3 separate regions of the Homo sapiens genome follow, and all the other regions are linked to region 2. The links are chromatin contacts, found by Hi-C or POLR2A ChIA-PET in ENCODE. All regions are on one chromosome and are shown on one strand. The core of a region is the stretch at or near the end of the contact, and the rest is flanking DNA. Distances in the headings are between cores, read along the strand shown. Region 1 holds the start of RBM27 (RNA binding motif protein 27). Region 2 overlaps KCTD16 (potassium channel tetramerization domain containing 16). Region 3 holds the start of RELL2 (RELT like 2).

Region 1 (3,290 bases), core at 203-2,702, 2.0 Mb after region 2:
GCTGGTCTGGAACTCCTGACCTCAGGTGATCCACCCGCCTTGGCCTCCCAAAATGCTGGGATTACAGGTGTGAGGCACCGCGCCCAGCCTGGCCTACATTTTTAAATGGAGAAAAAAATGAAAAGATAATATTTCATGGTATGTGAAAATTATATAAATTTAAAATTTTATATAATTTTAATAAATGTTTGTAATACAGCCACAATCATTCCATTTACATATTGTCCCTGGTTAATTTTAAGCCAAGACATTGTATGACGAGTAGTTGCCATAGATACCTCAAGGCTCACAAAACCAAAATATTTAGTATCTGATCCTTTGCAGAAGTTTGCCTATACCTGTTCTATGTATATATAGGATGTCTGTTTATTTGAGGTTGATCCATTTCTTTTATATGAGGTGCGTGCTCATTAGGTATTTTTCAAAATGTTATTACAATGCATAACCCCATAAACTGTTCATCATCTTAAGAGGAGAAGCTCTGTTTTGCTCAGCATTGGACTCCTAGTGCCTTACTCAGTGCTGGCAATTGCAGGGACTCAGTATATGTTATTGGGTAAACATTTTAACATCAGTGCTAAATCAGTGATTTCAAAACTCCAGAAAGAATTTCTCACCTACTAGAAAGTAAGTTGACTATTTCAGTAGTTTCTAATTTGTCTTAAAAATTTTTTTGTAATCCTTCTTTGCTGATTAAAATTCTCCCTTCCCGTCCCCCAACCACTGAATTTTAGATATACAATGAAAAGATAATTAAAAACAAACTATTGGAGTCATTTTTCTTCCTAAATAAAGCAACATTTATTAATAGTACTAGCAAAATTGAAATGGCCTCAGCCTTTTACATCCGTGCGCCACGTTTTAAAAATGACGATTACTGGATTCCAAGGCATGGTTGTCAGAAACATTCTGCGTAATTAAAGCAGAGCAGCAGAAAATACAAACGTGAGTGCCAATCAACATGAGTGTGTAAAGAAAAAAAGTAAAATTTTGCATTCTGTGCAATGTGTCGAACGTGAACGTATTGCACGTTGTGTTGCAGATTTACTACAGCTGAGTCATTTCGGGACACGAGTGTGTGTTTCCAAGAAAAACGAGAGGAAGGAACCAGGCTGAGGGGCTCGCCGGGTTCCCCCAGGCACTCCCAGCAGCAGACACCGGTATTCCGCGGCGGGCGGCGGCGTGGTCAAAAAAAGGCGCCGCTGCCCCTTTAAGAGGCAAAGCACCTTTTCCAAGATACCATCTTGCACCAGGAGTTCACTTAAGCTCTCCACCTACCTTGCTATATCTCTCCTCCCTGACTGGGTACCGCCTGCCGGCGGGGCGAGCGAGCCTTTTCATTGGTCTTGCCCTCAGGGCCCCCTCTCTCTTACTGGTTCTCAGGCCTGCCACTCGGCACTGTCTCCCGCCCACCTCAGCCTTCGGGCTAGGTTGAGTGAGGGCTCTTGGGTTAGTTCCTGTTAGGCCCCGGCCGGGGGAGTAGGTTGAAGTCTCCTAAGATGCCCGGTGGGCTGGGGCACCGGGAGCTGTGAAGGGAACGTGAGGGGGCGGCGTAGTGGAGACCCACGGCAGGCCTGAAGAAGAGCGGCGGCCGAGCCCGCCTTCCCTGCACCATGCTCATAGAGGATGTGGATGCCCTCAAGTCCTGGCTGGCCAAGTTACTGGAGCCGATGTGAGTGAGCCGGGCTGGGCCGGGGCCGGCGAACGTGGGCGTTGGGGGCTCGCGGGGGCGTGGGGGAGGGGAGGTGGCGTGGGGGGCGGCGCTGAGGGGCCGCGGCCGGGAGGTCCCGGCGACGCCTTCCCTGTAGTACTATCACCATTGTGGTGGGGGTGAGGGTGGGAGAGGAGCGCTGGGGACGGAGAGGCGCCGTGAATATGGGGACTGGGGGGGCAGGCAAGGACAGCGAAGGCTTTTCAAACGCAAATATCGGGGTGCTGGAAGGGGTAGCAGGGGCCGTGAGGGAATTTAAAACATTGCTGTTTGAGAACTGAGAGAGAGGTAACGGGGCTCTTGAGGGATTTTTAAAATGTGAATATTGAGATGTCGAAGGGAATAGCAGAATATCAAGGGTTTGATAAACATTATTATTCCGGGACTGAAAGGTCTAGAAGCAAAATATCGAGGGCATTTTCGAAATATGAGGGCAGAAGCGGATAGCAGGGACATTGAAACTGTATAGCGATTATTGGTAAGTTCTGAGGGATCAAGAATATTGAAGGATTTGAAAAATACTATGGAGTAGATGAAAAGGATGTGTGGGCATTGAAGGGTTTTAGAAATTATTGGGGAGGTGATAAGTGTGATAGCAAGGATATTAAGGGATTTTAAAGTATTATTGAGGGCTTGATAGTGCTAGGGGAACTGATGACTTTTAGATACATAGAGGTTGGAAAAAAGAGGTTTCTGTAAGTTTAGTTGAAGGTTGAAAGGGCTACACTGGTATGCAGCATTAATTGGTGGAGGAGTATACCTAACAGTATGTAGGGATTTTTAGATACAGGTGGTGTTGGAGGAATAAAAGGAGCGGTAGAAAGAATAAGAGATTTGTAAGTATTCTTGTGCCATTGAGAGGACAGTTTTGTAAATGTTTTTGTAAGATTGAGAGGACACCTGAAGATAATTGGGGTGTAGTATGAGGGACCGAAAAGAATGAGAGACCTGTCTTTTAAAAATATTTTGGGTGGTGTTAGTAGAAATGTTATTGGGAGGCTTGAAAGAGGTAACAGATGTATCAACATTTTGTTTTATAACCTTTTTTTTTTGAAACAATGTCTCGCTGTGTCTCCCAGGCTGGAGTGCAGTGGCTGGATTTCGGCTCACTGCAACCTCCGCCTCCCGGGTTCAAGCGATTCTCCTGCCTCAGCCTCCCGAGTAGCTGGAACTACCGGCGCGCGCCACCACGCCCAGCTAATTTTTGTATTTTTAGTAGAGATGGGGTTTCGCCTTGTTGGCGAGGCTGGTCTCGAACTCCTGACTTCAGGTGATCCGCTCGCCTTGGCCTCCCAAAGTGCTGGGATTACAGGCGTGCGCCACTGGACCCGGCCATGTTTGATAACCATTTTAAAGGGTAGAGTTGTGGAGTGCTTATTTGGGGGAATGGGGTATGGCTAGTTACTGGAAGGGAAAGAATCATGTTTTGCCTCCTCCTTGCTTCTGCTTTATTATTCTCTTATTGAAGGTTAGAGCTTTCTGCTTGAAAGAAAGGGGTAGAAGAAGAGATGGGCAGGCTTTGATTCATTAGGTCAGATTGCATTAGTGGAAAATTTGAGTGTTTTTCGGAGGTGAAAAT
Region 2 (3,508 bases), core at 403-2,902:
TTAATATTACGATTGATTGTTGAATGAAAATTCCTTTCTTTACTATAGTTCACCTGACTGGAAAAAGCCTTTTTTAGCTTAAACTACTAAAGAACACACTTTTCCCCTACCTCTTTCCTTGTCCCCTCTGTCCCTTTGCTATTAATACCCCTCCCCAGTAACATAGTAATTAATATTCTATTTTATTTTTCTCCACTATATTTATTATCATCTGACATTCTATATGCTTATTCATTTATTGTCTAGAATGTGAGCTCTATGAAGGCAGGAGCTTCAGCTCTTTTGTGTTCATTGTGGAATCCCCATTGCCTATGGCAATGCCTAGCATGTGGAACATACTAAACAAACATTTACTGAATGAATGAGTGAATGGGCACTCACAGACACACACACACCACAACACACATAAAACATTCTCATTCTCTGCTGAAGGTGAGCCTCACTGATTGTCGTTAATGTGCGACATTCAATGTACACCATTCTTCACTTTGCCAAATGGGTAATAGAGCAGCTTTTATCTTTATTTCCCTTTCTTTCATGGCTGGGGGATAGAGGGAAAATATTTTTTAATACTGTTGTAAAAACGGAAATTCTTATTGCTTTAATGTCAAAGCCACACCTGTCAGTGGGGACATTGAATGGGAATCATTGGTGGAAGTCCTCCCTGATAAGTGAGCAAAGGGATGCTGGGGAGAGGGTAGATGAGTTCTGAGTTACTCTGTAGAAGTGGTGGTCGTTGAGAAACTTGTTTCTGTCATTTCTGCTCAAAAACTCACAATGACTACTTAGTGTTTACAGAATTAAGTTCAAACTCCTCCACTGTTCTTTCACTGGTGCCTTTTGCTCCAGCCAAACTGGATAATTGACTGTTCTTTTCCCAACTGCTGCTCCCCTCCATATACCCCCTGACACACTTACACACATATTTTTTCAACCACTTTTCCCTTCTACATAGAACCTTTAGCTTCTGTTTTCTAGGTTCCACCTGTCCTTCAAAGTGCAATAGCAACTCTGTCTAGTCATGATATTTCCTCTCATTCCTCTCATCCTCCCTCCCTAAGCCCTGAAGACAGCTGGCTGAGTTATCCTTCCTCAGATTTCTTTAAGAAATCTCACCTCCTCTTTGGGGGTGTTTACCAGCTTTTGCCTCCACTTATCTCTCTCTAGACTTGTCTGCTAAATTATCTCAACAGCCGAGACAGTTCCCTGTTTTTCTATGCATCTCAGGCTAACAGTGAGTGTTTGCGGCAGTGCTTCTGCATGGAGCTGCGTATTTCCATTTTTTTTTTTTTCAGCAGTACAAATAAACTTTAGGCCTTTTCTGATAACATGTTAAATATAAAGTATTTTTCTTATATGGTCAATACAAGTGAATTTCTTTCACCATTCATGCTGTAAAAGGCAGAATAATTAATAATGAAGGTAAATGTAGAGACAGGCTTGCATTTCTTGAGGCTACAGTGAGAAGGGATCAGTTTCTTATAGGGCTTGGCAGGGTATGTCAAGTTGGTGGACCAAAGGGGGCATCTCATTGCTGACTTTGGGAGCTTAAGACTTCACAAGTGGAAAGAAATTAGTAATTGAAATTGGGACTCAGTTGAGGATGCTGGGTAAGTGAACAGTGTTACTCAGGGTGACTTTCAGTTTCTCTTCTTCAAGGTTTCAGGTTGATGCAAGAGACTGTGATAACACTGCCCCCTTCTGTTACTCTAGATTGTTAATCCTGATGACGTCTCAAGTCGGCTTTGATGATCTTGACATGAATTTTTGATTTCTAAGAAATGCTTACTTAAGGCAGAAGAGAAAGGAAATCATATGTTCAATGTGATACACGATTTCATTCTATCAAGTTCTGCCTTTTTATAGTTTGCTTAATCATTACATTTTGTCATGAGGTTTCACTTAATTGCATTATAATGGGAGATTTTAGACCAGGGAACGAATAAAGCGAAGGATTGTAACAAAATCAATTAATTCATCTATTTATTTGTGTTCTAAGGGGTTACATGATTTCTTCTAGTTCCTAGAGCTTTCCTATTTCTTCCCTTGGAAGTTAAAGCAAGCCACTGGTTGAGGCACTGTGGCTTTTTCATTTATGACAGAACCTTTCAGATTTTAAGAGCAGTTGAAGAGCTGTGAATGCTGGTCCTTCACATATCAAAAACCAGCACCACTTTCTATGAATATCACTATTTTTGAAATGATTTATCTCAGAACTTTTGAATGTCTCTGTAACCATTTTTTTCCCTTTCCTTATCAGCCCATTTGTATGGAACTCTAAAGAAGGTGAGGCCAGATAGCAGAGAGCTTTGAATATACACCAAGGACTTTGGAGTTTATTCTATGAGCAGTGGTGAGCCAATTAAGATATCTGGGCAAATAATGGCATCTTTAGAAAGAGGACACTGTTAGCTTTGTGTCAAATGAACTGAGATGTAAAAACTTGAAAGGAGGAAGAACATTAACAGGTCCATATAGAAATACCACCACCTGTACCCCCAAAATCCTTGCTAGCTTTTCCTCATGTATTCTACTTCACTCTGGTCTGAGACATCATCATATATCACTAAATCCCTGTAAATTCTCCCCACTGATCTCCCTACAACTAATTTTGTTTCCCTGACAATCTGTTATCCCCATATCAGCCAAAGTCACCTTTTAAAAAGTAAGCAAACCAGAACATGTCACTTCTAACTTTAAATTCCCAATGACTTCCCATAACACATAGAATGAAATCTGTGGTTTGGTCCCTGCCTACTTCTCAGACCTGCACTCTCACCCTTGCTCATTGGGATCCAACTTGCTGGCTTTCTTGGTTCCTTGAACAAGCCGAGCTTAGTTTCACCTCAGACAGCTGAGCCTTTGCTGTTTCCATTCCACCTGCCTAGAGCACACTGTTCCCAGCATTTCACATAGCTGGCTCCCCTCCCCAGAGTCTCAGCCTGCAGTATCAATCCTCTTCTCCTTGCCCCAAACAAGATTTTTTAAATATTACCTATTCTATTTTATTCATAGCTCATTTCACTATATGAAATGATCTTGCTCATTTATTTGTTTATTTGTTTATGATCTGTGTGTCTGGCCTATAATGGAAGTTCCATGATGGCAAAGAGCTGGTCTACTTTATTCATTTCTGGATCCCCAACACATAGAGCTTATAGCTTAGTGTTGTGCCTGGCTCATGGCTCCATAATTATTTCTTAGTCAAATTTGGGTAAAAGGCAAAGAACAAAGGTACGACAAATGGAAGCGAAGAGAAGAGATATCTGAAAGAAGTATAGTAGAGAAAGTGGGTAGACTTAATTATTGAGTGTTGGGTGCCAATGGAAAGGGAGGGATCAGATGATGGATTTTCACTTGGACTGAGAAACCTGTGATGCTCTTAACACAGAAGGAGAACTTGGAGAAATGAAAAAGATGAGAGTGGAAAACAGATATTTAGCTTAGGACTCGAGTGTAAGGTGCTGGTAGATCTCTGTAAAAATGCCCAGCAGGTGTATGGAAGTTG
Region 3 (3,198 bases), core at 334-2,833, 2.6 Mb before region 2:
AGAAAGAGCTTTTCTTCTCCCAGAAAATGCACACAGGTACATACAGGCAAACAATCTCAAGGGATATAGATTCCTGCACTAACATCACCTCAGTCTTTTCTATGACCAGTCCATTTGTCTGTGCCTTGGCACAAGCAATGAACATTCATTCATATTGTTCACTAGTTTCCCTAGCAACACATAAAGCCTGGGTTTAGCTGTTTTGTCTTATTTTTTCTTTTGAGACAAGGTCCTCCCTGTCAACTCAGGCTGCTGATCATAGATCACTGTAACTTTAAACTCCTGGGCCCAAGCCATCCTCTCGCCTCGGCCTCCCAAGTAGTTGGGACTACAGGCACACCCACCGCACATGGCTACTTTTTTTATTTTTATTTTTTGTAGATGTGGGTCCCACTGTGGCCCAAGCTGGTCTCCAACTCCTGGCCTCAAGCGATCCCCCCCATTTCAACCTCCCAAAGTGCTGGGATTACAGGCATGGGCCACCACGCCTGGCGTGGCTTAACTGTTACTATCCCATATCACAGCCATAAATTCCAAGCTGGGAAGACAGCATGTGTATGTCTGGTAGATGAAAAACTGGATAGCGATTAAGCAGAACCATGTAGAGGTATTCCAGGCTGAAAAAGGAATATCTAAAATATCGCCTCTGTTCCACACGCACATACACATTTACAAAGACGGCAGCATCGTTCCACCCTGGAGCCCTAGCTCCTTGGAGGTAAAGAAAGGTGGTAAAAGAGGAGTGGGAACTGAGGGTAAACCTCACACCCTGATACAGTGATATCCGCTCCCCTAACCCTAATTCCTGAGGCCAAGGCCCTATCCACACTCTAAAATGCAGAGGAGGAACACACCTTCTGTCTTCAAACCAGCCCCACATCACGCTAACCCTAGGCCAAGGGCTAGTGTGCCTACAGTCAGAGGGTGGCCGACCTGAGGTGAGAAAGTACTTTCCATTAAGCAGAGGACGCCACCCCCAACACCCTGCACTTTCAAGGTACTCCTGGTGACTTCTATCCAGCTCCCCGATACTCTAGGGGCGGGTCGCACTTCATGCACTCAGTCCAGCCCACCTATCCCTACGGCCACAGCTCGCCCCACCCCCCAACCCCCGGCCGAGGCGGCGGAACTCACGATCATCTTCTTATAGAGACCGTAATGCAGGACCAGGCTATGGGTCAATGCCAGGCGATGGGGCTTCATAGGGTGTCCAGCTCCTGGGGGTGGGGAGAAGAGAGTTCGTCAGCTCTCACCCCTGGAGTTGCAACCCCGCCTCAAAACCTCCGTGTCCCAACCCCTCATGCATATCCCTGTTTCCTCACCGTAGTGGAAGTTGCCCACGTCGGGGTCGTAGAAATAGGCCACGGTCTTGGCCATGGTGCCGGCGGGAGCAGGCCCCGCACCTCCGCCGCCCGCCGCCCGCGGCCGCCGCCAGCCCCTCCCCGGCCGTGCGTGCTGCGCAAGCACGTAGCCGGCCTCTGCGGAACTGGGCGTTGCGGCCCCGCCTCCATCCACACCCAGGCCACGCCCCCAGGGGAGCTCCGCCCCTCGCCCGGCTCAGCTCTCCCGGTATCTGGGGCTTTGAGCGTCCCGGGTTGGGCAGGGAACTGGCAGCATAGCTCCTAGGATGCGAGGGCCATTTGTCTCCGGCCGGGGGTCAGATCCTCGGGAAGCCGAGCCATCCCATCCAGCCGCTTGCCCCAAACCGGGCGCAGGCCGTGGTCACTTCTCTAGGAAGCTCCGAAGATCCCGCCACTCCGTCCCTCAAAGGTGCGGAAAGCCGGCTTCCCCCAGCCCTCGGAGAAGATTCCTGACTCTCCGCTCGGTCGGGGCATCTGAGGGCAGGAGCTGCGCCAGGCGTACCGGATAGACCAGTGGACAACACCCACGCCGGACCGCCTGTCCCCTACCCGGACCCAGACTCGGCGCCGCACATTGCCCCGGGGGGGCCCGGCGCAGTCACGCGCGCGCAGAGCTCACGCTCTCCGCCCCGCACACCTGCGCTCCGCCCCCTGGTCCTGGGCCCGCGACGGGTGAAGGCATTTGGGAAGCCAGGGCGGCTGCGGAGGCGATCTCCCTGACCCAGGGCCGGAGTTGCCCGGAGCCTGCCACCGCTCTCAGCCAGCCCGCATCCTTCTCTGTTCTTCCCTCCCCCCGCCTGCCACGGCGCGGGTATCCGCAGCCACAGCCCGGGGCCGGTGAGGCGGCGAAGGGGGAGGGGAGGAATCAAGGGATGAGCGCCGGAAGGGCGTCGGGGGCCCTGAGCCGCACTAGGACGCCCCTGGAGCCGGAACCCCAGCAGAAGCCGGAACCAGAACCAAATCACCGGTACCGGGTCGGCCAGGTGGTCAGGGTGGGAGAAACCAAAAAGGGAGAGGGGTGCGGGAGTACTGAGAGGAAGGGGCTGCAGAGGCCTGGCTCAGGCCGGCGTGGAGGAGGTGCGGGCGCTGACTCAGGCAGGATTTCTGCTCCCGCCGCCTAAGAATGCCGTCCCATCTCGTGCTGCAGTGTCCTTGGGAGGGACAGAAGCGCGAACAAGCTGGAAAGGGGAACGCTCGGGGCGTCGGGGAAGCGGGACCAGGGTCGTGGTAGAGAGCTTGCGTTGCCGCTGACCTCTTGCCGAAAGGCGAAACAGCACTCCTGGCCCGGACAGCTCCCTGGTTGGGTAGGGGGTGGGGCCGGACCTCAGCCGGACGTCTTAGACGTGCTTGTTTCAGATCCTGAGGACGGCATTCCTACCCCTCCCCCATTCCCAGCTGCAGCCCCCTAAACCCAGGAGGCGCCCTGGCCCGCGCTCGCCCCCCAGGGCCTCATGTCGGAACCACAGCCTGACCTGGAACCGCCCCAACATGGGCTATATATGCTCTTCCTGCTTGTGCTGGTCTTCTTCCTCATGGGCCTGGTAGGCTTCATGATCTGCCACGTGCTCAAGAAGAAGGGCTACCGCTGCCGCACGTCGAGGGGCTCTGAGCCTGACGATGCCCAGCTTCAGCCCCGTGAGTGAGGAGCCTGGAACCCTGGCTCAGTCACCTTTCACCCTTCTCCCCACACCTCTGCCTCCCTGACCAACAGACCCAGGCCAAATCCTGATCAAACCTGCTCAGGAAGCCTAGTGATGCACTCTTGAGTTAGCAAGTGGGGTGACACCACTCTGAAAGCAAAACTAGAGAAAGCAGCATGGGCAGGAACGGTCCTCTG

The links. A loop is a pair of places that touch in the nucleus more often than their neighbours do. ChIA-PET counts read pairs that join two places held with the same protein, here RNA polymerase II (POLR2A). Pooled maps may share reads with other maps.
Region 1: a map of naive thymus-derived CD4-positive, alpha-beta T cell shows a loop between it and region 2 (5-fold over the local background). The contact joins the promoter of RBM27 here to the enhancer-like site in region 2. A Hi-C loop is called at or near these places in 1 of 168 maps with a recorded cell type or tissue (naive thymus-derived CD4-positive, alpha-beta T cell), 1 of 37 single-sample maps with no recorded cell type and 11 of 50 pooled maps. POLR2A ChIA-PET finds 5 or more read pairs at or near these places in 1 of 52 experiments (BJ).
Region 3: a map with no recorded cell type shows a loop between it and region 2 (7-fold over the local background). The contact joins the promoter of RELL2 here to the enhancer-like site in region 2. A Hi-C loop is called at or near these places in 1 of 37 single-sample maps with no recorded cell type and 4 of 50 pooled maps. POLR2A ChIA-PET finds 5 or more read pairs at or near these places in 1 of 52 experiments (activated CD8-positive, alpha-beta memory T cell).

What each region holds. Positions count from the first base shown.
Region 1 is chr5:146,202,153-146,205,442 of GRCh38, forward strand. It overlaps RBM27 (RNA binding motif protein 27), which reads left to right and starts at 1,453. Exons shown (of 21, transcript NM_018989.2): 1 at 1,453-1,672. The coding sequence starts at 1,614. RBM27-POU4F3 (RBM27-POU4F3 readthrough) reads left to right here and starts at 1,453. Exons shown (of 20, transcript NM_001414499.1): 1 at 1,453-1,672. The coding sequence starts at 1,614. RefSeq lists enhancers at 889-1,038, 1,509-1,668.
Region 2 is chr5:144,190,544-144,194,051 of GRCh38, forward strand. The region is part of intron 2 of KCTD16 (potassium channel tetramerization domain containing 16); the gene reads left to right. Among named protein-coding and RNA genes, the nearest start is that of KCTD16, 21 kb to the left of the region's middle. Within about 2 kb of position 1,653, at least 3 of the 41 ENCODE cell types and tissues checked have a DNase peak (open chromatin) inside an H3K27ac peak, as active enhancers do.
Region 3 is chr5:141,635,414-141,638,611 of GRCh38, forward strand. RELL2 (RELT like 2) reads left to right here and starts at 1,584. Exons shown (of 7, transcript NM_173828.5): 1 at 1,584-2,996. The coding sequence starts at 2,813. HDAC3 (histone deacetylase 3) reads right to left here and starts at 1,436. Exons shown (of 15, transcript NM_003883.4): 1 at 1,323-1,436; 2 at 1,135-1,217. The coding sequence starts at 1,377. RefSeq lists silencers at 909-1,203, 1,213-1,262, 1,323-1,612 and enhancers at 2,123-2,172, 2,873-2,992.